Regions from separate parts of the Homo sapiens genome. Here regions 2 and 3 are each linked to region 1. A link is a loop called in an ENCODE intact Hi-C map of the cell type or tissue named here. Cell type or tissue: PC-9. All regions are shown on one strand. Each heading gives the region's core, and the rest is flanking DNA. Links, peaks and the distances in the headings are about the cores only.

Region 1 (8,233 bases), core at 1,757-6,756:
TTTAAAGATAGATTTAGCAGATATACTAGAACATACTACATATATGATTTTTAAAAATAACTTATTTGTGAGATATATATATATATATTTTTTTTTGAGATGGAGTCTCACTCTGTTGCCAGGCTGGAGTGCAGTGCTGCGATCTTGGCTCACTGCAAGCTCTGCCTCCTGGGTTCACACCATTCTCCTGCCTCAGCCTCCCAAGTAGCTGGGACTACAGGTGCCCGCCACTACGCCCGGCTAACTTTTTGTATTTTTGGTAGAGACAGGGTTTCACCGTGTTAGCCAGGATGGTCTTGATCTCCTGATCTTGTGATCTGCCCGCCTCAGCCTCTCAAAGTGCTGGGATTGCAGATGTGAGCCACCGCACCCAGCCTGTGATATATAATGTTTTGAACTGTAATATAAGCATCAGAAATGAAGAATTTCTAATTTATTTCAAAATTTTAAAACACAATTGAACAGTAATCTGAGATTACAATTGAACGGTAATCTGAGAGAACTGTGGACCTTAGGGTGACCCTAGTTGGAAGAGCAGAGCTCTTATTCTGGATCTAGTTTGGCAATAACTGTAAGTACAGGCATTGCTGACATCTCCCCATCCCCCAGGCCAGTGCCTGTCCTGATTTGCAGGCTATGTATCCCAGTTCTAAGAAGATGCAAAATGGAACCAAACATGGCCATTTTTAGGTCACATTATTCCAGGAAAAAGGAGTTTTAGTAGTTGTTGAATCTGGTCATTTTCAAGCAATTAATTGACTTTTTCTTAGAATCTATGTTGTTGTTTTTTTAAGTTACAAATTTCTTCATTAATAACAGCATGCCCTATACTATTATTGTAATAATAGCTAGGCTTTTTTTCATGGATTATCTCACTTAATCCTTATGTTGACTCTATGAGGTAGGTTTTGTTATTGTCCCATTTTATAGATGCAAAAATAGTATGTTTCCACAGAGAGGCTGAGGCACAGCTAGAGCTAAGTGATTTGGTTATGTAGTGACAGGACAGAATCTGGCATAGTAGGTATTAATTAATATTCCATTACCTAAGTATACAGTTTCAGTTTCTGTGTTGTTAACTATTATTTTTCCATATGTAAGAATTATATTAGTTAATGTTTAGACATGGGATATAGATTTTAATTACTCTTAGAATTTAAAAATTTTAGGGATGGGTCTGTAGTCCCAGCCACTCAGGAGGCTGAGATGGGAAGATCGCTTGAGCCCAGGAGTTCTAGGCTGCAGTGAGCTGTGATTGTGGCACTGCATTCCTGCCTGGGCATCAGAGTGAGACCTTATCCAATAATAATAATAATAATAATAATAATAATTTTTTAAAAAATAAAATGGATTTTGAAATGTAGTAAGAAAAAGGGAGACGAGGAGTTCAAGAGTAGCCTGGAGCAACATAGTGGGACCCCATCTCTATATATTAAATACATTTTAAAAACCCAAGGCTTTCAGAGTTCAAATTATGTTTCGGGTAGTCCTTGAAAGGCTCTCAGAAGTTATTCTGAAAATTACCTCTATTGTGGCCGCAAAATAATATTTTTACTTTAAAATATTTAGGAAGTTAATACCAAGTTTATAAATTTGAGAGTATAGAGTGGGGCATGCCTGTAATCTCAGCTACTGGGAAGGCTGAGGCGGGAGACTGCGTGAGCCCAGGAGTTTGAGGATACAGTACACAATCATTATGCCTATGGTGAGCCATGCACTCCAGCCTGGGCCACACAGTGAGACTTTGTTTTGAAAAAATTTAAGAATACAAATCATAATTGTAGCTTTAGATTACCTCAATGGTTAACTATTGGGTTAACCCAATAGAGATTAACCCATATGGAATTGTTCTTTTTGTGGCCAAATATAGGAAACTTCATATGGTTCCACCTCTGGCTACTTGAAATAGCTACTGGCTTCTTAAAGTTTTCATTTTTGAATTTCTAAATGCTTGATAGTTTTAGGAAAAAAATTACTGAGTTGCTTTTTCTGTGCAAGGCACAGAAAGAAAGACATTATACTCACCAGAATTTGGTCCAAATATGAGCAACAAGATATAGACAAACAAACTGTAGTATTAGATGGAGACCTCTAATACTACACTTTTCAGATGTGAAAACTGAGTTCCAAAAGAGTAAGTGACTGATGGAGCTATGATTAGAATTCAGGTTTCCTAGTAGCCAATCTGTATTTTTATTATACCACATTTTTTTCATTATAATTATTTGATTATGTTTTGGATACTCTTATGGGTAGTTTTCCTTTGTTTTTTGCTATGCTGAGCATGATTTTTTTTGACGGGGGCTAGGGGATAGTACCGTTGAGTTTAGGTTGGAGTGGGTCATTGAGGGCTTTGAAAGGATTAGAAAAACTGTTGATTGGCAGGTATAGACATTAGCTAGTCCTAGTTTCTAGTTGATTTATGATATTAGGACATTGAGATAAACTTTTTCATTTTTGCCTTCAGATGACCTGTTGCAGCTATTAATGTCATGTCCCCAAGTTGAATTAATTCAGTGTCTCACTAAAGAGTTGAATGAGAAACAACCATCTTTATCTTTTGGTCTTGCTATACTTCATCTGTTCTCTGCAGACATGAAAAAAGTTGGCATTAAGCTACTTCAAGAAATCAATAAAGGTGGGATAGGTAAGTAGAATAAAATGTTGTGGGAGAAATAGTAGTGGGTTATCTAGGGAGAGGTTCAAGATGGTTATGCATGAGTTAACTCAAATTTCCCTAAGAGTTCCTTCTTAGCAAGAGTTAACTTTAGGAGTTTATAAATGTAAAGATTGCCATGTAAATAATAATCTATTGGTAATAGGATATATTTCTTGAGAGAATTAGAATGAAGGGAGTATCTTTATGAAGCTTGAGGGGAATATTACAATAATTATGATCACTAACACTAAAAACTTTGTATATATTGACATATGTGTATATTTAGCTTTTATATGTATTTTAAATGTTATGTAGATATAAACTATATGTTTTAATTCCTAAACCAAATGTATGTGTATTTACATATGTTATTCACTCTGAACCTAACTCTGCTGTGAATTAGAGAATAACTAATTAGGCTGGGTGCAGTGGCTCACCCCTGTAATCCCAGCACTTTGGGGGGCTGAGGCGGGTGGATCGCTTGAGCTCAGGAGTTCAAGACCAGCCAGGGCAACATGGCAAAACCGTGTCTCTATGAAAAAGATACCAAAATTAGCCACATGTGGCATGCACCTGTAGTCCCAGCTACTTGAGAGGATGAGGTGGAAGGATCGCCTGAGCCCAGGGAGCTCAAGGCTACAGTGAGCCGTGACTGTGCCACTGCACTCCAGCCTGGGTGAGACACTGCCTCAAAAAAAATGAGAGAGAGAATAATTAAAACTCACTTTTATTTTCTTTTCATTAATTTAATATAGGAAGTTGAACAGACAACTTCATTTTAAATTACTTGAAAACATATTTTGGAAGATAACTTTATATTTTGAAATTATCATTACAGATATCAACTAAAATATTTTCATATAAAAATAATAATTATGGTAGAAATAAAATTATAGTGATGACAGTATTCTAAAAAGTGATCCTCTTTTATGAAGTACCATAAGTAATGCAGGTAATAGATAAGAAATGAGTTCCATAAATTGATAGATCACTAAGATATTTTTAAAAGTAAATAATATTAAATTTCTTTAACAAACAAAATGATTTTATTTCCTTAAGAAAAATATTTGTTATAGAAGCCCCATCATTAAGAGTTCTCCAGCTAGAGACAGGATAAAGAGTTTGTCAAAGAGTTTCTTCAGTCCTTGGGTTAGCTCCACTAAGGCATTTATATAAGTGTTTGAAATCATGAAAACTTGACCTATAGGTTTACAGTTATTTCATAGTTTCTAGTGGTGCCTTATAGACTCTGTGAATAAGGATGAGCCCACATTCATCACTTTCTGAGCTCCTGCCTTATAGCCTTCAACATCTGCTGCCTTAACAAGAAGGAGATGAGTGGAGATGTGAAATGTGAGAAGTGGTAGAGGGTTGAATTGAGACATGAAGAGGTTAATGATAAGGGAGGAGGAGAAGGAACTAACACGAGTACTTACCATGAGCTTGACTGAGCACTGCATGTTATATCATTAATCTTAGGGGAATCAGGTAGAGTTTAACAGTAACTGAGTTGAAATTATGTCCTTTTCTATTTTTGAAGAATCACTAAAGTATAGATTATCAAATAAGTGCCATACTATAATATTGTATTTTTTCCCCACAGATGCAGTAGAAAGTCTTATGATAAATGATTCCTTTTGCTCCATAGAAAAGTGGCAAGAAGTGGCAAATATATGTTCACAGAATGGCTTTGACAAATTATCTAATGACATCACGTCTATTCTTCGATCTCAGGCTGCAGTTACAGAAATTTCTGAAGAGGATGACGCAGTCAACCTAATGGAACATGTGTTTTGGTAGTTCTATATCTTAACCAGCTGAGGGAGCTTGTACAACACCTTATGTATGCTGGTTGGGAAAAACTGATTTTAACGTAACTAACTTATAAATAAATCTAGAGTAAGAAGATCTCAGAAATAAATCACACTTTTGTTATGATGACATTTAGATTTGTCTTTGAAATATTTATACTATTGCTTCCTTTTCCCCATATGGTCATTTCTTATATTGAATCTTGATAAAATCCAAGATTATAACTTTGTGTGAAACAGTGTAGGGCATTTTTATCTAAGGACATAAGCTAATGTCCAGATATATTACTTTCTGGTGATGTAATATGATAGCAAGAACTGAGGAAGGTGTGGGTAGTATCCTGTGTGTTAGACTGTCTTCCCAAACATGAAATGCTACAAGCCTGACTTGACCAGAAAAGCAGGAAATCATTTCAAGGTTGGACTTGCTGGCAAAAACCTAGAGTATAGTAATTTTGTACTGCTGATTTAAAGATGCGCCCCATGCTTTGATATATATAAATATGGCAAAGCTTAGGCTTCTAGTATAAAAGCTGGGACTCTTGGCATGTTATTACTTAGAGAGAAGACCAGTCGAATTTTGCATAGAAGTAGACCTGTGATACCTATAGGTATGGAAAATATGTCATAAGAAGTGGTTTTGGATTATTTCAAGTGTCTGAATAAGTATTTGATTGAAAACTCTGAAAGTTCTGTGCCATGGACAGGTGTAATATTAAAAATATTTAATGATTAGTATGGCATGGGCACAAATCAAGCAGAACAGATACCTAATTAATCAGAACAGCCTTTAGCCCTTATGCCACACCAGAGCTTACTAGCTAAATGTCATCCTTGACCATGGAACATGGTTAAAATGAGCTGCTGGCTGGGCAAGGTAGCTCATGTCTGTAATCCCAGCACTTTGGGAGGTCGAGGCAGGAGGATCGCTTGAGCCCAGGAGTTTGAGACCAGCTAGGTAACACAGTGAGATCCCGTCTCTGTTATTAAAAAAAGAAAAAAAAATTTCAAGTAAAAAATGAAAATGATCTGCTATTAGAATAAGAGCAAAGAGCATAACTTTTCCCATCCTAAATTTAAATTGAATATGTATTTTTATGTTATAGTGGAAAGAAGATGAACGGGGAGTCAGACAGCTTCATATTAAAATTCTGGTCCTACCTCTTACTCACTTATAAAATATGGGCAGTCTTCCTTAGGCTTGTTGTGAGGATTAGTGATAATGTATGTGTAGTGTAAGTGTATAACATGATAGAGGAACTTAGGAAAAGATAGCTGTAATTCCTTTGTAATCGGCCCCAGAAACACACATTTCTCTACTTAGTTTGTACTTACTAAATCCCATATGTCTACTCATTTGTATTTATATGTTTATCCTTCTTTAAAGTATTTGATATATTGGTACAACTTATTGCTGAGATTAAGTTATCTGTCCACACTTGTATTAGGGTTGCCTGGCTTATCTTATAAATTCAGAAGCATTCAAGCTGAGTTTTTAATTTTTCCATTTGGTGCTAAATAGAATACTGGATAATTATAATTCAGCTTTCTAAAACGTAGCATTTTTAAAGTAATACATGTGCATAGTTTAAAAAGCAATTTATTACTAAAAGCCTTATCAAAATAATATTTTGATTTTTGGCCTTCATACAGGCTGTTGAAAAGAGCAGATAAAGGATGGAAAAAAGGAATGGAAAGGGAGAGGTATTTCGGCAGCACTGGTTCTTTGTGTGCCAACGGCTTAAAACCTTTTTTTTTTTTTTTTTCCTTTGAGACCTATATGATTGATAGAAAGCTATTATGTGTCCATTGACAGAGCTTAGAAAAAAAAATGTCTTCATGAAAGCCAGGAGGATAAAGTAGGTATATAAATCTAGAGAAAGCTTAAACAGCGGTTGTTGTTGTTATTCTAATTTTGCCTTGTTTTTCCTTTTCTCATTATTACTCCTTCTCAGTTAGCATTGCCTTTGGCAGCTTTCCCAAGGAAAGTAAAAGTTGTCAAGTGAATATAAATTAAAATGCCTGGTGATGGAAAATGGAGTTGGGAGGAAGAGCAAGATTACAAAGTTAAATGAGGAAGGAGAAAGAATTGAGTTGTGAGCTACAGAGGGCTTTGAAGCTATAAGAGCCTCCATGTAAGCTACACTGAAGGAGGTATAATCTGGGCCTCAGCACAGAAACCTGCATTCTAGACCAGCCCCACCACTGTCTAGCTATGTGTCCTTTTCCTCATGCTTAAGATAAATTTATTTTGACTAGATACCTCCTCTTGTCATTTCCAACTCTAAAATTCAGTAATTCTGAAAAGGTACAAATTATTTCCCAATGCTTCTTGACCTTCAGCCTAAATTTCAAATACTACAATTCAACATCAGCATCAACAACATCTACCGAATACCTGTTTTGCACACAATTTCTGCTAGCAAGATTACAACCTTAATGGAAACACACAACGTATTTTAAAAGTTACTAATAATAATTCCTTAGCATTATCTAATAGCCAGTCCATATTCAAATTTCACCAGTTGCTAAAAATGCCTTTTAACATTTGAATTGTTCCAATGAAGATTTAACCAACGTTCATGTGTTCTATTAGGTCTTGCTGTCTTGAGCGTGTCTTCTCTCCTTTTTTCCTCTTGCCATTGATTGCTTTACATAGCAGTTGCAAAGCAAGGGTCATGATGAACTAAGTTTCTCTGATTTCATATTAGGTTTTCTTTCTACCATACCAGTGAGGAAAGGAAGATATTTCTTCCAAGGTCTGAAAGATTTAATTGTAACTAGTTACATTTTTGTTTATTATAGTCAAGCATGTATCAAAATGAATTTCTATTAAATTCATTCATTTGGAAAGGTTTAGAGATGTTGAACAGAAGTCTAGTCTAATGAAAAAAATTTTTTTAATATTTAGAACTTTTCCTAAATCCTGAATTAACTAAGAAATGACCATTAAATTAATCACTTTTTTAACTTTAAAAGGTGAAAACCTGTTACTTTTTAGGTGCCTGGAATTCTGTTGGATTGCTAAAGCATATGTTAAGTCAAAAATCATAGCAGAGGCCTTTTTTTTTTTTTTTAACTTTGTACATTTCATAGAAAGCTCATACATTTCTTCCATTCTTTCTCAGAAAAAAATGGCATTTAACAAATGTTCGGTGTATAAAGCTGTCAGTTTGCTAGTAGTTATAATTTGTTGTGTTCTTGAATAAAAATATATTGGGTACATAAAAAAGACACTATTATTTATATAGTTTTTTTAGTTTTTTTTTTTAATTGATAATTTTCTACAAGTACCCTCCCTACCTTGAGGATCTGCGTCTACCTATAGAGGTTTTGGCACTACTGTAAATGAGTGAAATGTATCACAGTCAGGGAAAGGAGGATCTGGGGACTTTTTGAAAGGGACAATTGTGATAAATTCCAGGCAACTTTTATTATGCAGGGCTGTGGACTCGGTGTTACCTTCTTGGAAGCTGGACATGCAGATTTGATGTGAGCAGTACTGTGTGGGCCAAACAAAACACATCTGCAGACCAGACTTGACCTGCAGGTCACTAATTTGAAACCTCTGTCCTAAACTGAGGCTAAATTTGATTTCTTGTTTCCATCAACTTTATTTTTTTTTATTTATTTATTGAGACAGTCTTGCTCTGTCACCCAGGCTGGAGTACAGTGACACAATCTCAGCTCACTACAACTTCCACCTCCTGAGTTCAAGCGATTCTCCTGCCTCAGCCTCCTGAGTAGCTGGGATTACAGGTGC
Region 2 (8,233 bases), core at 1,916-6,915, 260 kb before region 1:
AGGGTGGTCAAAAGCTCATGGGCTCAAGCAATGTGCCCACCTTGGCCTCTTAAAGTGCTGGGATTACAGGCATGAGCCACTGCACTAAGTCTAAGAAATGTTCTTGAAAGAAATTAACACGCAAATAAGAAAGTGAGAATGTGAGAAAGTGAGAAAGGCTGTTGCCAATATGGAGAAAGTTTTAGCGGTCTGGATAGATCAAACCAGCCACAACATTCCCTTAACTTAAGGCAAGAAAGTTAGCAAGGCCCTAACTCTCTTCAGTTCTGTGAAGCTGAGACAGGTAAGCATGCTGCAAAAGAAAAGTTGGAAGGTAGTGGAGGTTGGTTCATGAAATTTCATGAAGAAGCTGTCTCCATAACATGAAAGTGCAAGGTGAACAGCAAGTGTTAATACAGAAGCTGCAGCAAATTATCCAGAAGACCTAGCTAAGATTATTGATCAAGGTGGCTACACTAAATAACAGATTTTTAATGTATACAAAATAGCCCTCTATCAGAGGAAGATGCCATCTAGGACTTTCAAAGCTAGAGAGAAGTCAATGCCTAGCTTCAAAGAACAGACTGACTTTCTTGGTGGGGGCTAATGCAGATGGTGACTTTAACTTGAAGCCGATGCTCATTTAGCATTCCAAAAATTATAAGGCCCTTAAGAATTACGCTAAATTGGTGTGTACACCCAATCTCAGCTGGTCCACCCAAGACCCCCTGAGCACCAACCCTAGTCCCCCGGGTGGCCCCTTATCCACTCCGACAAGATGAAAGAAGCAATCATGAACCAGGAAAAACTCGCAAACTGCAGGCACAAGTGCGCATTGGTGGGAAAGAACTGCTTGCAGAAAGAAGGTGGTTCATAGAGCAGCCGCAGCAGATGATAAAAAACTTCAATTCTCCTTAAAGAAGTTAGGGGTAAACAATATCTCTGGTATTGAAGAGGTGAATATGTTTACAAACCAAGGAACAGTAACCACTTTAACAACCCTAAAGTTCAGGCATCTCTGGCAGCGAACACTTTCACCGTTACAGGCCATGCTCAGATAAAGCAGCTGGCAGAAATGCTACCCAGCATCTTAAACCAGCTTGGTACAGGCAGTCTGACTAATTTAAGGAGACTGGATGAAGCTCTGCCCAACAATCTGTGGATGGAAAAGCACCACTTGCTACTGGCGAGGATGATGATGATGAAGTTCCAGATCTTGTGGAGAAATTTGAAGAGGCTTCCAAGAATGGGGCAAACTGAATTGAGTCAACTTCTGAAGATAAAACTTAAAGTTACTGGGAGCTGCTATTTTATATTATGACTGCTTTTTAAGAAATTTTTGTTTATGGATCTGATAAAATCTAGATCTCTAATATTTTTAAGCCCAAGCCCCTTGGACACTGCAGCTCTTTTCAGTTTTTGCTTATACACAGTTCATTCTTTGCAGCTAATTAAACCAAAGAAACTTGGGAATCAAGTTTGAAACAAAGGTTAATAAAGTTCTTTGCCTAGTTAAAAAAAAGAAAGAATTATACTAAATCTACTCTGCCTGTGCTCTATTAAAGGAGCACCAAAGTCCACCTGACAGCACATCTGTTTACAGCATGGTTTACCGAATATTATAAGCCCACTGTTGAGACCTGCTGCTCAGGAAAAAAAAGATTCCTTTCAAAATAACATTGCTAGGGCCCAGTGCAGTGGCTCACGCCTGTAATCCCAGCACTTTGGGAGGCTGAGGCGGGTGGATCATGAGGCCAGGAGTTCGAGACCAACCTGACCAACATGGTGAAACCCCATCTCTACTAAAAATACAAAAATTAGCATGGCGTAGTGGCGTGTGCCTGTAATCCCAGCTACTCGAGAGGCTGAGGCAGGAGAATCGCTTGAACCAGGGAGGCAGAGGTTGCAGTGAGCTGAGATTGCACCATTGCACTCCAGCTTGGGCAACAGAGCAAGATTCCATCTAAAATAAATAAGTAAATAAATAAAAATAACATTGCTCACTGACAATGTACCTGGTCATCTAAGAGCCCTGCTGGAGGTATACAAGGAGATTAATGTTTTCCTGCCTGCTAACACAACATCCATTCTGCGGCCCACAGATCAAGGAATAATTCAACTTTCATCTTGTTATTTGTTTGGAGAAAAAGTCTCAAAGTGTTGTTTCCCTCTGCTCTCACACCACAACAATCAACACAGAAGGCTTCTGTGGCTAAATGTGTGGGGATTTTTGCCCACCAACAAGCAGTGAACACCAATCTGATACTACCTGGAGACAGATCAGATCCCACAGGTTGAGGGCTCAGTCCTCAAGGCTAATCCCCAAGCTTCAGACACAAGTCACAAGTCTGGGCCTGGTGAACTTCTGACTGTCTTCAAGTTGGAGTCCCCACAACCACTTCTTTGGGTTCAATTGATTTGCTGGAGTGGCTCACCGAACTCAGGGAAACATTTATTAATACATTTACTGGTTTATTATAAAGGACATTATAAAGGATACACATGAAGAGAAGTATACAGTGAGGTATAGGTGAAGGAGCACGGAGGTTCCATGTCTTCTCTGAGTGCACCATACTGTAGGAACCTCCACATATTCAGCTATCTGGAAGCACTCCAAATCCTGCTCTTTTGGGTTTCAGAGAGGTTTCGTTACATAGGCATGATTAATTAAACCATTGGCCATTGGTGTTCAATTAACCTTTGTCCCCTTATCCCCTCACCGGAGGTTGGGGGATGGGGTTGAAAGTCCCTATCCTCTAATCATGCTTTGGTCTTTCCAGTGACCACTCCCAACCTGAAGCTATTACTCAATATTAGCCGTACAAAGAGACAGCACTTTGGAGATTCCAAGGATTTTAGGAGTTGTGTGCCAGGAAATGGGGAAAAAGCCCAAATATACATTTCATGATATGACATTAAGAAATATGCTATAGCTGCCAATGATAGTGATTTCTGTGATGGTTCTGGAAAAAATACCTTGAATACCTTCTGGAAAGAGTTCACCATTCTAGATGTCTTTTCGAATATCCACGATTCATAGGAGGTCAAAATATTAATATTAACAGAAGTTTGGAAGAAGTTTATTCCAACCCTTATGGTTGACTTTGAGGGGTTCAAGACTTCAGGGGAGGAGGTAACTGTGGTGGAAATGGTAAGAGAACTAGAAGTGGAACCTGAAGAAGTAGTTGAACTGCTGCAATCTCATGATAAAACTTGAACGAATGAGTAGTTACTTCTGATAGATGAGCAAAGAAAGTGGTTTCTTGAGATGGAATATACTCTCAAGTGAAGATACCATGAACATTGTTGAAATGACGACAAGAACTTAGGATATTCCATAAAATTAGTGAATAAAGCAATGGCAGGGTTTGAGAGGATCGACCTCAATTTTTAAAGAAGTTCTACTGTGGGTACAATGCTATCAAGCAGCAGCTCATGCTACAAAGAACTCTTTTGTGAAAGGAAGAGCCAATCAATGTAGCACACTTCATTACTGTCTTATTTGAAGAAATTGCCACAGCCACCCTAACCTTCAATAACTACCATTCTGATTGATTAGGAGCCAGCAACATTAAGATAAGACCCTCCACCAGCAAAATAATTTTGGGTCATTGAAGGCTCAGATGATCATTAGCATTTTTTAGCAATAGAGTATTTTTTAATGCAGGTATATATATTTTTTTATACATAATGCTACTGCACACTTAATAGACTACAGTATAGTATAAACATAACTTCTTATGCACTGGGAAACCAAAAAATTTGTATCTCCTGCTTTATTGCAATATTCGCTTTATTGCAGTGGTCTAGAACCAAACTACTCCAAGGTGTGGCTATACTTAAAATCATGATGTCTTAATTTGTTTGCTTAAAATATATCTGCATGTGTATTCTAAGCAGATAAATCAAGACATGATTATTCATATTATTAGAGGTAAGTGAAATTTAGAGAGAGGTCTCCAGGCTAGACCATATTCATTTCTCTCTTTGAACTCCTGTGGTTGTTGCTGTCTACACTATCCCCTTACTACTCGAAGTGTAATTTCAGAGGTATTCCTGTAATTGTAATATAATGCCAGCATATGTTTTTTATGTTACAAAACATAACAAACATTATTTCAGGAAAATCGAAATACCATCAACAAATGAAATGTGAAATAATGCCCTTGATAGTAATTTCTTTTCCTTTCTACCAATAGAGGGCAACATGAACAAGTTGCTGACTTGATGGCAGTGTTCAAACCTCCTGTCTCAGCAAAGTTCAAAAAAGACAGTATTAAACTTGTGACAAACAAAAGCAGTAGAAGTTGAAACTATAAAACATTAGTAGGAGGAGCTCCTGTCTGGTTTCTCTGCCTACAGTCTCACCTCTTTCCAATCCCCCTACTATAGTGCTGCTAGAAATTTCTTCTAAAGGAGAAATCTGATATCATTCCCTTGATTTTTTTTTTTAAAGCTCAGTTGTACTCTACGACCAATAGGATAAAAGGCCAAGTTCTTTAGTGTGATATTTGGGTTTCTTCTTAATATGACTTTAACTTTCATTTCTCACCATTGTCCACATTTGGAAACTTCTTTAGCCACGTCAAGCTACTCATGGCTCCTCAGACACAATATACTCTTCTATACCTTGATGATGCTTTGCTTTGGTGGTTCTTCCACCTGAAATTCCCTGTACTTCCACTCCCCATTAAACACTTACTTATCACTCAAGGCCTGGCTCAAAAGTCATCTTTCTGTGGAGACTTTCTTGACTTTCCATTATTGAACCTTGTTTCTCCCACAAATAGCATATACTACAGATTGAATTGTTTTAGAATAATTAGTTTGTATTCCTTAGCAGACTACAAGGTCTCTGAGGGTTCATGTGTCAAAAGGAAATGTCTTATTCATCTTCATGTCTCCAATGCCTAGTATGCAGTAAATACTCATAATGTGTGTTTGTTGAATGAACAAAGAAAAGGAACTAAATAGAGAGTTCTCATATTGGACAAAACACCTTGTGTAAAATTTTAGACAGACATTGCAGCTAAGGCTTGTAGATGGTGCTTCTCACAAGATCAGGAAGCATCAGATGTTACCAAAAGATTATTTTTGAAATATATAGATGTTTTTGGAGAATTTTAATTTCCCTATTGCCTCTTAGCAGCCAGATTTTTTTTGTAGTATAGTTAAGATGGAGGTTCTTTGGTGCAGAAGTACAGGGATATTATGTTACTTACAATTTAGAGAAATCCTGGTTGCACGAGGTCACCTATTTCTAAGCCAGGTGGAATTCTACTTTCCTGCTTCTCTGGAGACAAGGGATGATCTACAGTCTGTGTGTACTTGGCATACTCAATAACCAATTCCAGTCTCATTTATGTCTGTTTGCTGAGATTAGCGTTCACACAGTGACGGAAGAAGAAGGTATTCCTTTCATGATTCTACCTCAGACTTGTACACTGCAATACATTTAAAAACACATGATGTATATACCAGTAAGTAGACACAGCTGATGTTTTGCAGAGGTGATCATTGCTATACCATCTGCCAGGTTTTGCAGTTGGTTTAAAAAAAAAAAAAGAAATTAGTTCAGCAGGATTTGCTCTTCACAAAATCATGTTGAGTTTTGCCAATTCTATGTAATTTGATATGCTCTTGCTAATTGAGTAAGAGAAAAATGCTTTCACATTGCACTGCAGGAAAAATATGGCCATTGTCCTTATGACCCTTGTTAAAAAAAAAAATTCGGTCATGAGTTAGATAGGGTTATAGTAAATAAAGGTGAAAATAAAAAAGACTGAGACAGCTGAGTAATTCAAAATTGTAACTAAATCAAAACTGTTTGTAGCTACCATAATAAAATTGATATACTACTGCCATGTCTTAAACTAAACAGAAGGAGGAGGTTAAGATCTAAAACTAAGAGTAGGCTGCCTTTTGGGATCGAAATAAATCCAGTCCAGAGCTTGGAGGTCTGTCTACTAGTAAATTTCCATAAAAAGTGTGTAGGAGTTTGTGATACATGACACAGATAGTTTCTTCCTAATTCAGAGTCGAAATCCTCACATGATGAATGTATTGCAAAAGATAAGCAATCTAGCTGATGATTAGAAAAAAGGATTTGTTAGGAGACTTTTTGGCCCTTTGTTTTTTTTGTTTTGTTTTGTTTTGTTTTTTGTTGTTGTTGTTTTTTTGAGACAGGGTCTCACTCTGTGGCTCAGGCTGGAGTGCAGTGGTGTGATCACAGCTCACTGCAGCCTCGACCTCCTGGACTCAGGTGATCATCCCACCCCAGTGTCCCCAGTTGCTGGGACTACAGGTGCATGCCATCATGCCTGGCTAATTTTTGTACTTTTTGTAGAGCAGGGGTTTCACCAAGTTTCCCAAGCTGGTCTCAAGTTCTCGGGCTCAAGCGATCCTCCCGCCTTCCCCTCCCAACGTGCTAGGATTATAGGTGTGAGTCACTCTGCCCGGCCTACTATGTTAATTTCATAATGATTGAAAATTAATTAATTCAACAAATTTATATATTCCACTAATACAGAGCACATACTATCTGCAAGACACTGCAGGACACTGATACTATATATTTGTCGGTTAAAATAAAATTGTTGGCCAGGCACAGTGGCTCACACCTGTAATCCCAGCACTTTGGGAGGCAAGGGCAGGAGGATCACTTGACCCTAGACCCTATGTGTTGAAGACCAGCCTGAGTAATGTAGTGAAACCCCATCTCTTAAAAAAAAAAAAAATTAGCCAGGAATGGTGACACACACCTATAGTACCAGCTACTCAGGAGGCTGAGGTAGGAGGGTGGCTTAAGCCTGGGAGATCAAGGCTGCAGTGAGCTGTGATCATGCCACTACACTCCAACCTGGGTGATAGAGCAAGACACTGTAAAAAAAAAAAATTAATACCTTGCAGCAATCGATCATAGATGTTGACCTATACGCCATAAATTTTATGGCAGTTTAACATTCTTATCAGCTGCCTCTGTCTCTTCATGACATTTTACCAAAAGCTTAAGCTTCTGTTAAATTGAAAATAATTGCCTTCTTATATGACTTTCAGAAAATCTACAGAAATGGTTCTAGGTGTTCTCCACACCTTTCACATGCAGCTCTGTGCTACACAGTCTTCTACTGGGGCTTCTGGTCCCACTGTCTTCTGTGCCCTGAAGGTTGACCTCTATGGACACCATCATATGGGGCTTCTTATTCTTTACTTCCAGGGGGTTCAGCCAGAAGGGAAGCACTGGCCTGAAATATAAGTGAGGAGGATGGAGAGATTGGGATATTTATTTGCCTTTCTTCTGCATCATGATTATGGCAGTGGCTCCACACTGTATGGACACAGTTCCTATTTAAAGACTCCTCTTCCAAGGCTCCAGGTCTTTCAGGGTTCTGGCAGCACAGTTTCCTCCTCTTGCCCCTTCAGGCCTAGGGGTGAGAAGTGCTCCTTGCTATCGTTCATCCTTGGGTGGTTCCCTGCCCCCATGTTCATTCACTTACCTTCTCATGCCTCTCTAAATCATTCCTTCATTACTTTCTTTTCACTTAAATGCTTTTTTTTTGTCTGAAGCAGCCTAAAGTTAAACACTTTAAGTGTGCCCTCTGCTTCCTGCTAGAACTCAAGAAGACTAGAAACAAACAAACAAAAATTTTATATACAGAAGAAAAGTTATCAATGGTAACATGCTGAAAGAATGAAAGCAATTCGAACTATATCTGAATCAACAGAGTAATGAAATTCAGCTTCCAAGGAGCTTGTAGACCATTTCTGCAATTCCAGAAGGTAACTATATACAATATAGTTGGATAGTTTATTTAATTATTTGTAGTCAGTTAATTCACAGGGAAGAAAGTCATTCCTGTTTTTTGTTTTGTTTTATTTGCATCCTATGCATTCAACAAGGATAGAGCCGCGCCTATTTCTTTGCCTATAGTGTATGGCTGCTTCTTGCTACAATGGCAGAGTTGAGTCATTGTGAGAGAGACCTTATGGCTCACAGAGCCTAAAATATTTACTATCTGGCCTTTTACAGAAAAAGTTTGCCGACCTCTGAACTAATTGATTGAATGATATATAGTTTGTAGTTTTATTTCTTTTGGCCTCATTTAGACACAGTCTTTTGTGCTCAGTATGCTTATCTTATACATATGGTGGTTCAATAAATATTGATTAGTGAAGAAATTGGGAATGCACTGACAAACTTAGAACTCATGACCGTCAGTTTTGTGATAAACATGGAGAACATATTTTAATTTTT
Region 3 (8,233 bases), core at 1,086-6,085, 510 kb after region 1:
GAAAACCAAACCCCAGAGTGGAAGTAAATGCAAACCCACTCTGGCAGCCATGAAGCACGGCGACTCTCACCTTAGCTTGAATACGTGTTTCTTCTTTTTGTAATCAAGGGCCACTTCGCAGACAGCTTCTTTCAAACTCACAGGGACCTCGCTGTGGTAGGGAATTCCAGAAGCAGCAGTCTTTGCATCTTTGTAGAAACCCATTTCTTGGTTATTTATGACACAATAAACATTGTGCCAGGACCTGTGCAGTTTAAAAAAAAGGGCAGGGGGAGATAAAGGCTCTACCACATTCCCCTTAAAGAACTAAACATTTCATTAACATGAAAATGATCCTCACACAACACAGTGTGACCCCACCCAACCCTCAACCTTCCTTATTACAAGCCCTTCCTAAATTCTGCTAACACTAAACAACAGAAAAAATTCCTCCATGGAGAGTTCAGGGACAGGGCACAGGGCAAGTGTTTGAGGACTATGTCTTCTCTTTCACTTCGGAGAAAAGCAAGTTACCCTCTTGTACTCTGAGCTCACTTTGATTGGTATTTAGTACTCTTTGCTGTAGCGCCCTCTTATGGTCATGAGCTAAAGGCCATGCTCCTGTCTGAAAACATGCCTGTCCTCCAGCAGCAGCTCCTCCAGCTGCGGATTCATTACTTATGTGACTTGGCAACTTGACAGAAAGACAGACCCAGAGCCATCAGCACTTACAGTACCTTTGGGTGAATTAGAATAAAGTGGCTTTTCCCCTATGGTATGGCAAACTGTCCTAATATACTAATTTTAACAGAACACCGGCCTGTATTACACCAGCATGTATTAATATATAAATCCCTATGTTGTCCTCAACGTGAATGGCAGTTCTTAGATGTTCTGATCCCCTCACACAGCAACAAACTGCACAGTAAGATATGGTGGTCCCAGGTGGTTGGGTTTACTAGTTAAGCACATAGGCTTTGCAGTTTCATATTCCAGCTTTGCCATTTACTAGGTTTCCACAGAAAGAAAGCTTTGTTAACCGCTCAGAGCCTCTGTTCCCCATCTGTTAAATAAAAAAATTGGGGCTGTTGAGAGACAATGAATATATATAAAGGCTGATATGGAGATCAGGGCAGGGGAAATGGTTAATGGCTTTTTACAAAAAACCCACAAGGAGTCCTAAATGAAATCAATCACTTAAAGTAAAGAAGACTCTTCAGTCTCAATCTAGCAAATTCCTTCTCTAGATGAACTACTAAAGCCCCTTCTAGCTACTCCCATCCAAACTCAACTCTTCTTCTCTCAGTGAATAACCAGCATTCTACTCCTGCTTTCCAGCGTCAGCCCAAGAAGAATGCAATGTCCAGGAAGCTACCAAAGGAATAAAACTACATGAGCACATACTTCTCTTCCAATTCAAGAGTGGCCCGCCTTATCCCTTCACAGGCTGACTTCCCATCTTACTGTGGCAGCCTCTGCTGCTGTTACCTGCTTGAGGCTTTCTTATTGTGGGCCTCCCACTCGTGTTTCCGATTGAGGAAGCCTTCCATCTGGGCCGAAGGTGTCTCCTGGGTTCTGGCTGGTAAGGTGGCGGCACTCTGGGCTGGGAGGGCAGTCTTGGCTTTACGATCAGAGGTCGGGGAGGGGATGGGGCTGGACTCTTTAGAGCTCGTCCTTTGTTCTGTAGCGCCGTTGACCATTTCGCTTGTGTCCACCGTTTCTGCCATCTAGGGACAGCGGAGAGGCCATTCAGCTAACTCCGTGAGCCATGGGGGTGACCACATACGCTCTACCTGACTCGCACATGTGGCTGTGTATAAATGCCTGGCACAGATCGAGGCAGTACAGTAAAACCATTGCACACCCACAAAGCCAGCTGGACATCAAGGACATTAGAAGGTGGGAATGGATTAATACCCGCCCATTTACAGGGAAATGAGAAAAGCGAAATGCCAGTATGAGTTTTACTGCACTCTATTCCTCTGATCAATAAATATAACTCAGATCATCTCCTCTTATGGTTACTTTAAAACAAAAAGACAACAGTAACAATCACACATATTAAATATGAAAGAGAGTGGACGTTATACAGCAGCCACCTTACAACCAAGGATGCCACCAGAAGGGCTGGAAGTTTAAGCGAAAGGGCATTCACAAACAGACCGATAGACAACTCTATCAGAGCTACATGGCATTCCCCCAGAGTAAGACAAGGAAAGACCTCGGTTCCTGAAAATGCTCTCTGGCTCTCCTCCCCCTCCCCTCAACACATTGTCATAAACACATGCAGAAATTAGGACGACAATCATGCATTTCACATCTACCATCCCAGTTAGACTTTGGAACTTAAGAGCTGGAAGGAAATGAGGCAAGTCAACAAACATCAATTTGACCACATCTGCCGAAGTTGTATCGTGAGTGGGTTGTAGTTTGTGTTAAAGGAGCTGGAAAAGCCAATCACAGTCACTCAACACCACACAGCTATTTACCCCCAAACAAAGACAGAACCAGGGCCTTCCCCATCACGGGTTGGTTGATCACGGTGCCTTGCTGCACTGAGACGAGAAAGCCCAGAGACAGCCAGGCTTCCAGCGGCTCTGACCCTTCAGGCTGGAGACGTCTTCGGGAGCGTTCCTTCCCAAGCTCATTTAAATTGTAACCCTCATGGCTTTTCGGCTTTGGAAATGTAGTAGGGTCTTGATTCATTATCATTTTCAGCCTGTGTACCATCAACTGTGTACCATTAACTGTAGCAGCCCCTGGCTGATACACCCAGGGTGTGCGATTAGCGAGTTACTAAAGCTGGGTGTGGCTGACACTTTAGTGGATTACAGACAACCTGCACCCCTCGTACACAGACAAACATGGAGAAGTCAATGGCACGCTCATTAGATACGTCGCCCACCACTGCTGCCCAAGACCAAAGTGACACCAAATTAGCAGTAACAACCTTGACAAGATAAACGGTAGACTGGCCACCACCATGTGAACACCTGGATCTGTAAACTCTTGGGAACTGTATCTCTCACTTATTAGGTCTTATCTTAATGGCTGGGCCCAATGCTTGATTTTGAACAAAACTAATTTTGGGGGGAAAAAGGGCTACAAAAAGCTCTGGAAGGAGGGAGAATCACAAGTTTAAGTTATGTCTATGCAAACTATCATAATTAGCATCAGGGCTGAGGGAAGACTAGAAACTATGCAGTTTAATGGTGGTTTTGATTGGAACCCTTTACCCTCATGGCAATGTGGAAAATGGATTATTAGGAAAAAAGACTTGTGGGGGTGTGTGTGCGCACAAGTGCTGCATGGTGATCACCAAGGCCTTGCAAGTGACAGACTGCAGACACGTGCTTATGAGCAACAGACTACTTAAACCATTCTCTCTCTTTTCACTTTTAAAGGAGAGTTGCAGGAGGGGAAATAGACAAAAAACAAAACCCTGAGTCAAAATAATGTGAGTGGACTTTAAAGGTGACAAATCTTCTCTAGTGTGAGATTCGGAAACTTCTGGTGAGGAGGAAGTATGAGTTTGGTCTGGAAGGCCTGAGCCAGGTGTGAGTCCAGAGAGACATGGGGTTAGTATGTAGAGAAACCAGGATAAAAAAAAATTTAGTGCTGCAGGTTTGACTTGAAAGCTGCTAGTGACAGCAATGACCTGGGTAGAGAGATGTTTCCTTGAAAACGGCTAAAATTTATCATACTTGGTCAGACTGCAAGGTAGATGAAGGCCAGGGAAGCCTCTTCTGAGGATAATTCTGCAGCAAAAATTTTTTCTTTAGAGTTAGAAGGAAAGAGAAAACCCCAAACCAGTATGCAGAGATCATTAATGTTTATGCAAATGAATCACTAACCAAGAAAACAAGGAAAATAAAAGGAACAAAATGAATTTTAATGGACATGTGCTTTAAGCATGCCAACAGACAGCACACCACTAGAGACACACATCAAAAGCAATCACAGTGCTATGATCAAATGATGGGTACATGTGAACACATCCCTCGCAACCCCACCCCCCACGTTGCTTCTCTTTAGCGATTAGTCCAGAGTGCTTTAGTGGCTGGGCACACCCGAGATACTTAAATCAGGAGGTGAACATGAATGCAACGTGACAACTAGTAGCACAGAAAACACCTGATTGGTATTCAAAGTGCACGAAGCAATGCTATTTTCAAGTTCACTGAGTCTCTGCGTCATCACTCAAAACAATAAAAATACTTTTTCTTCTCATACAAGCCAATTGTAATTAAAATTTTGTTATGACAAGCTACATTTAAAAATCTAGATAAAAATAGGCATGATAGCAAATGCTAAGAACATCATAGCACTCTTTTCTTGTGTGCTTATGTGGTTCCTTTTTTGGAGGGTCTTCTAGATACAAAAAGTGTCAAATTGGGTGTCAGTCCTGATGATACAAAATTTAAACACACACACATATATATATGAAAACATCACATATATACATATAGATCAATGAAACACAAAATGTAACTTGGAGCCACAAACACACATTAGAGCTCCCTAATGACCAAAGACAAAGCAGAAGTTTTTTTGTCTAAAATGAATTTTGATGTGTTTTAAGGCAGAGACCCAATAATGATGCATACTACCCCCAGAACATAAGAAGCTTGGCATCTATCTATATACCCATCTACAGTCAGAAGTAGATAGATATGTACATAGAGATAAGGAAAAACAAACAAGATGCTATATGACGTTATCCTGACAAAAGAAAAAAAAGACATGCATCATGAAATAAAAAGACAAATCAGACTTAACTCATAGAGAACACATATCAAAACAGGTTTCTGATTCCACTGACACATCTAAATATGGCAAAAGAGCAAGTGAATGTCTCACAAGGTTTTGATGTATAATATGGATTTGGTTTTGTTTTTATCGGTACAAGGAAACCATCTCTGTCACCAGCTTTTATTTCTAAGGAAAAGGATTTTTGTGAAAACATTTTCAATTCCTGCTGGTGGCCTGATAGATACCATCCTAAAAGCTTCCTTTATCAGAGAATTCCACAAAAAGTCTTGAGAAAATGAACAATGAATCAGAAGATTAATCCAAGATGTACAGTGGAGTTTGTCTACAGAGACACTGACATGACTTCTGAAGCCAGGGGGCATGCGAGCGCTCCCAGGCACGGTCCACCAAGTGCAACGTTCAAGTAATCAGGATGAACCACAATGGCTTCTGTTCCATTTGTTTGAAAAATTAAAACAGTTTGACACCCTGAAGTCATCGGCTGAATGGAGAGGCATGGAAGTCTGTGAGGCAAGCTTCTAAAACATGCTGAGAACGGCTGTCACCTGCCGCGTCCCACGTGCCAGCAGCACTGACAGGGAGCGAGACAGAGGTGGCGGCAGCAGTCAGCGGGCACTTTACTCCTGAGGCTGGCTGCAACATCTGTGCAAGGAAGCCTACAGTTTTCAATTCAGGACTTGGCAGAAAAAAAGAGAGGAACTAGTTTGTAAAAAGTAATAAATGACCCAAGGGTCTCAAAATGTATGAGATTGTGTGCCTAAAATTAAAATAGCTTCCAGAATATATCTGACTCCCTTTTTTGTCATCTTCAATAAATGAATGCATCTTTCATGGAATGTTACACAGCTGACTTTAGGTTTTAATCTTATTACAGAATGTCTCCCTCCTCATACACCAGTCTTCCTAGTTAATAGTAAACTACTATAGGTTAATAACATCTGTAAAGGCGGCTACATATAGCACAGTACTGTGCCCTGTTAGAATAACTGAATGTGTCATACCTGTTAGATTCTAGTTTTCTTCTTCATTATGCTGTAATCTCATTTAATTTCATTTCAATTACTCATGTAAGGGTTTCGCTGTAAAATCTTAATAAAGTAAAAAGCTCACAATAAATAAACAAAAAATAAGTATGCTGCTTTAAGGCAAGTGGGCATCCATCAGTTAAGAGACTCAAACATGAATTAAATGCAAACAAATATGAAACCAAGGAAGGCTATGAATTAAGTAAAAATTTTAACATTTTGGGTGAAGTGGAAGCCAAAAAGTCAAAACCCAGAGGATTTGGAAAGGGTGATTCTTGACAAATGGTAGTGAACTTCACAGTCCAGACCATGGCTGGTCACTGGCTGTCCGTCTGCTATTAAAGTTTTTGTAGTTTTGGTAGGTTTGAGAGCGGTAACTAACCCGTGGAGATCCCTGTTCAGCTGGCAAACCGTTTTGGGAAACTTGTTCTCCTTTTGAAGTATCCCTGTTAGGGAAGAGGGGAAAAGGAGGAAGGGAAAGGAAGAAGAGGAGAAAGAGGAAACAGTAAGAAAGGGTGGGAGAACATCATCACTCAATTTTATTACGTGCAACCTTTTCACATAATTTAATTCTTTTTAAATCTGAAACTTCCAAGTGTTTTAAATAGACTCTAGACAGAAAAATACGACTACAGGAATGCCCTATGCCCCGCTCCACCACATAAAGGCAGCATTAGAGGTTGCCATGGAACTCTTACCATAGCAAAATAATTAGCCCTTTGGAAGTAGAGAATAATTGCTGCCCTCTGTGTGAAGTTACTTAGAACTCTCAAAAAACGCATCACCACAAAATCACTGGCCTAAAATCTGGGCAGTTCACTCCATGCATTTAATCATATGGAAGTTCTGAGCATCCTGTGTGTGTGCACACAGGATGAGAAAGGGCACTGTCTACATTCTACTTCTGCCACCTACATACCTATGTGACTGTGGACAAATCAGTGCCCTCCAAGGTTATTTAGGGATAACTGTACAGCCTTTAAACAGTCTATGGAAGCAATCAGTAGGCAGGGCATGTGGTTAGGCCTAGCAATGCAAGGCTTCAGAAAGATGCCCCATAAACCTCATTGGCCACCGAGGCTAAGGGTCCAGCCTCTGGAGCTGCTGGGACTCACCACTGCTGCTGGGACTCGGCTTCCTCTGAAACCTTCGTGCTCGGCTCGGGAGAAGGCGGCCGCCTCTTCCTCTCCTCTTCCTCTTGCTGTCTGCGCACTTCCAGTAACTCCAACTAAGAGAAAATAGAGTGATGTTTGGTAGAGTCCCAAACTCTGCCTCTTTTCAGAAAAAGGTTCTAGGAACCCAGGAAGTCCTCCTGTCTAGTTTGCTAAACTGGACCACACTGGACAAGAAGCTCTAACATCCTGAGCCAAATGGAATTAGGTTCACAGGAACTGCAGCTACAACCTAAAACTACAGGAAATAGTCTATTCCATGGGCTGGCAAAATTCCTGTGAGTTGTTTGTAGGACCCCTGGGAGCTTGGGTTTAATTTCTAAAGTAACTATGCAACTCTCAACTCTGCTGAGGAGAAAAGTACCTGAGCCTGAGGGTTCATGCTGGACTCCCCAGGAGAGCTCAGACAAACACCAGGGACAGAGCTGCAATAATTCTCAAGGAAGCCGCTTGTGCTGTGGTGGGGATCTGTGTTCAGCCAAAACCCAAACAACACATTAAAAAGCCACAGAATAGTCTAACTGAAACAAAGCCATTTCATGAGTCATATGGATGTACCAGAAGTACTCTGTTTTAACACAAATGTATGCAGGTACATTTTAAACACCCAGAACTGGAAACCAGAAACACCATTTTTGTACACTGCAAAGGATCAGCTTTCTACCAGGAATGCAAAAGTCTTGGGAGAGGAAACACCAGTGCACAAATCCTATTCTAAGGCCTTTATGTTGACAGAAGAGGGGATCAGGACTGGGGACTTAACAACAGGCTAGGATTAAGCTTCCATTTGATGGGAATTCTAATTCTGAAATTCTGAAGAAAATTTTGAGGCCATGCCCCCTTGAGAACAAAGCTTTTATGAGATAGGGGAGAATGAAAGATTCGAAGAAAAAAGCAAACACCACCAATCAACCCCCAGGCAGGAAGCTACTATAAGGGATCATAAATCCAGGTGCCCAGGATGTGACTGAGGAGGTAACAGTCCTGACCCTCTCCCTAGGTCCTGCTCCACAGGAGCCACCCATTTTAAGATGATCTTCACTACTTGAAAAAAACCCAAAAAACAAAAACAAGCAATCGTGTGAATTCCCTGGTCTAAGAGGCAAGCAGGAAGAAAAGGCTGCCCAGGGCACCAACAGACAAAGGGCCCAGCGGCCACTTACTGTAGTCAGCCTTTCCAGGGCAGAGAACCTCTCATCCCAGGTTGCTGCAGACTTTTCAAATGCCTCGTGGCGCTTGATGAGCTTCTCCACCTCGTCCACGCTCTGGCCTATCTCTCGGCTG

The links. Hi-C counts contacts between places; a loop is a spot of excess contacts. Peaks named below come from ENCODE experiments on the same cell type or tissue, not always from the same donor. Only the 100,000 strongest peaks of a DNase experiment are listed, where the experiment ranks them.
Region 2: a loop joins it to region 1, with 5 times the contacts of the local background. A loop is called at or near these places in 2 of 110 quality-filtered maps.
Region 3: a loop joins it to region 1, with 30 times the contacts of the local background. A loop is called at or near these places in 13 of 110 quality-filtered maps.

What each region holds. Positions count from the first base shown.
Region 1 is chr2:55,172,016-55,180,248 of GRCh38, reverse strand. It overlaps CLHC1 (clathrin heavy chain linker domain containing 1), which reads left to right. Exons shown (of 13, transcript NM_152385.4): 12 at 2,468-2,647; 13 at 4,263-7,702. The coding sequence ends at 4,459. Among named protein-coding and RNA genes, the nearest start is that of CLHC1, 56 kb to the left of the region's middle. In PC-9, for the core only: a CTCF peak has its summit at 4,489 (motif pointing right); a DNase peak (open chromatin) is centred at 4,478; H3K27ac peaks cover 1,509 bases.
Region 2 is chr2:55,428,155-55,436,387 of GRCh38, reverse strand. It overlaps the pseudogene BTF3P5. Among named protein-coding and RNA genes, the nearest start is that of CCDC88A, 12 kb to the right of the region's middle. In PC-9, for the core only: CTCF peaks have their summits at 3,969 and 4,168 (motif pointing right); DNase peaks (open chromatin) are centred at 4,207 and 5,660.
Region 3 is chr2:54,657,926-54,666,158 of GRCh38, reverse strand. SPTBN1 (spectrin beta, non-erythrocytic 1) reads right to left here. Exons shown (of 36, transcript NM_003128.3): 30 at 8,113-8,233; 31 at 6,893-7,005; 32 at 6,160-6,223; 33 at 1,468-1,706; 34 at 71-244. SPTBN1-AS2 (SPTBN1 antisense RNA 2) reads left to right here. Exons shown (of 3, transcript NR_186176.1): 2 at 1,318-1,561; 3 at 1,711-1,987. Among named protein-coding and RNA genes, the nearest start is that of SPTBN1-AS2, 18 kb to the left of the region's middle. In PC-9, for the core only: no CTCF peak of the experiment used is centred there; no DNase peak of the experiment used is centred there.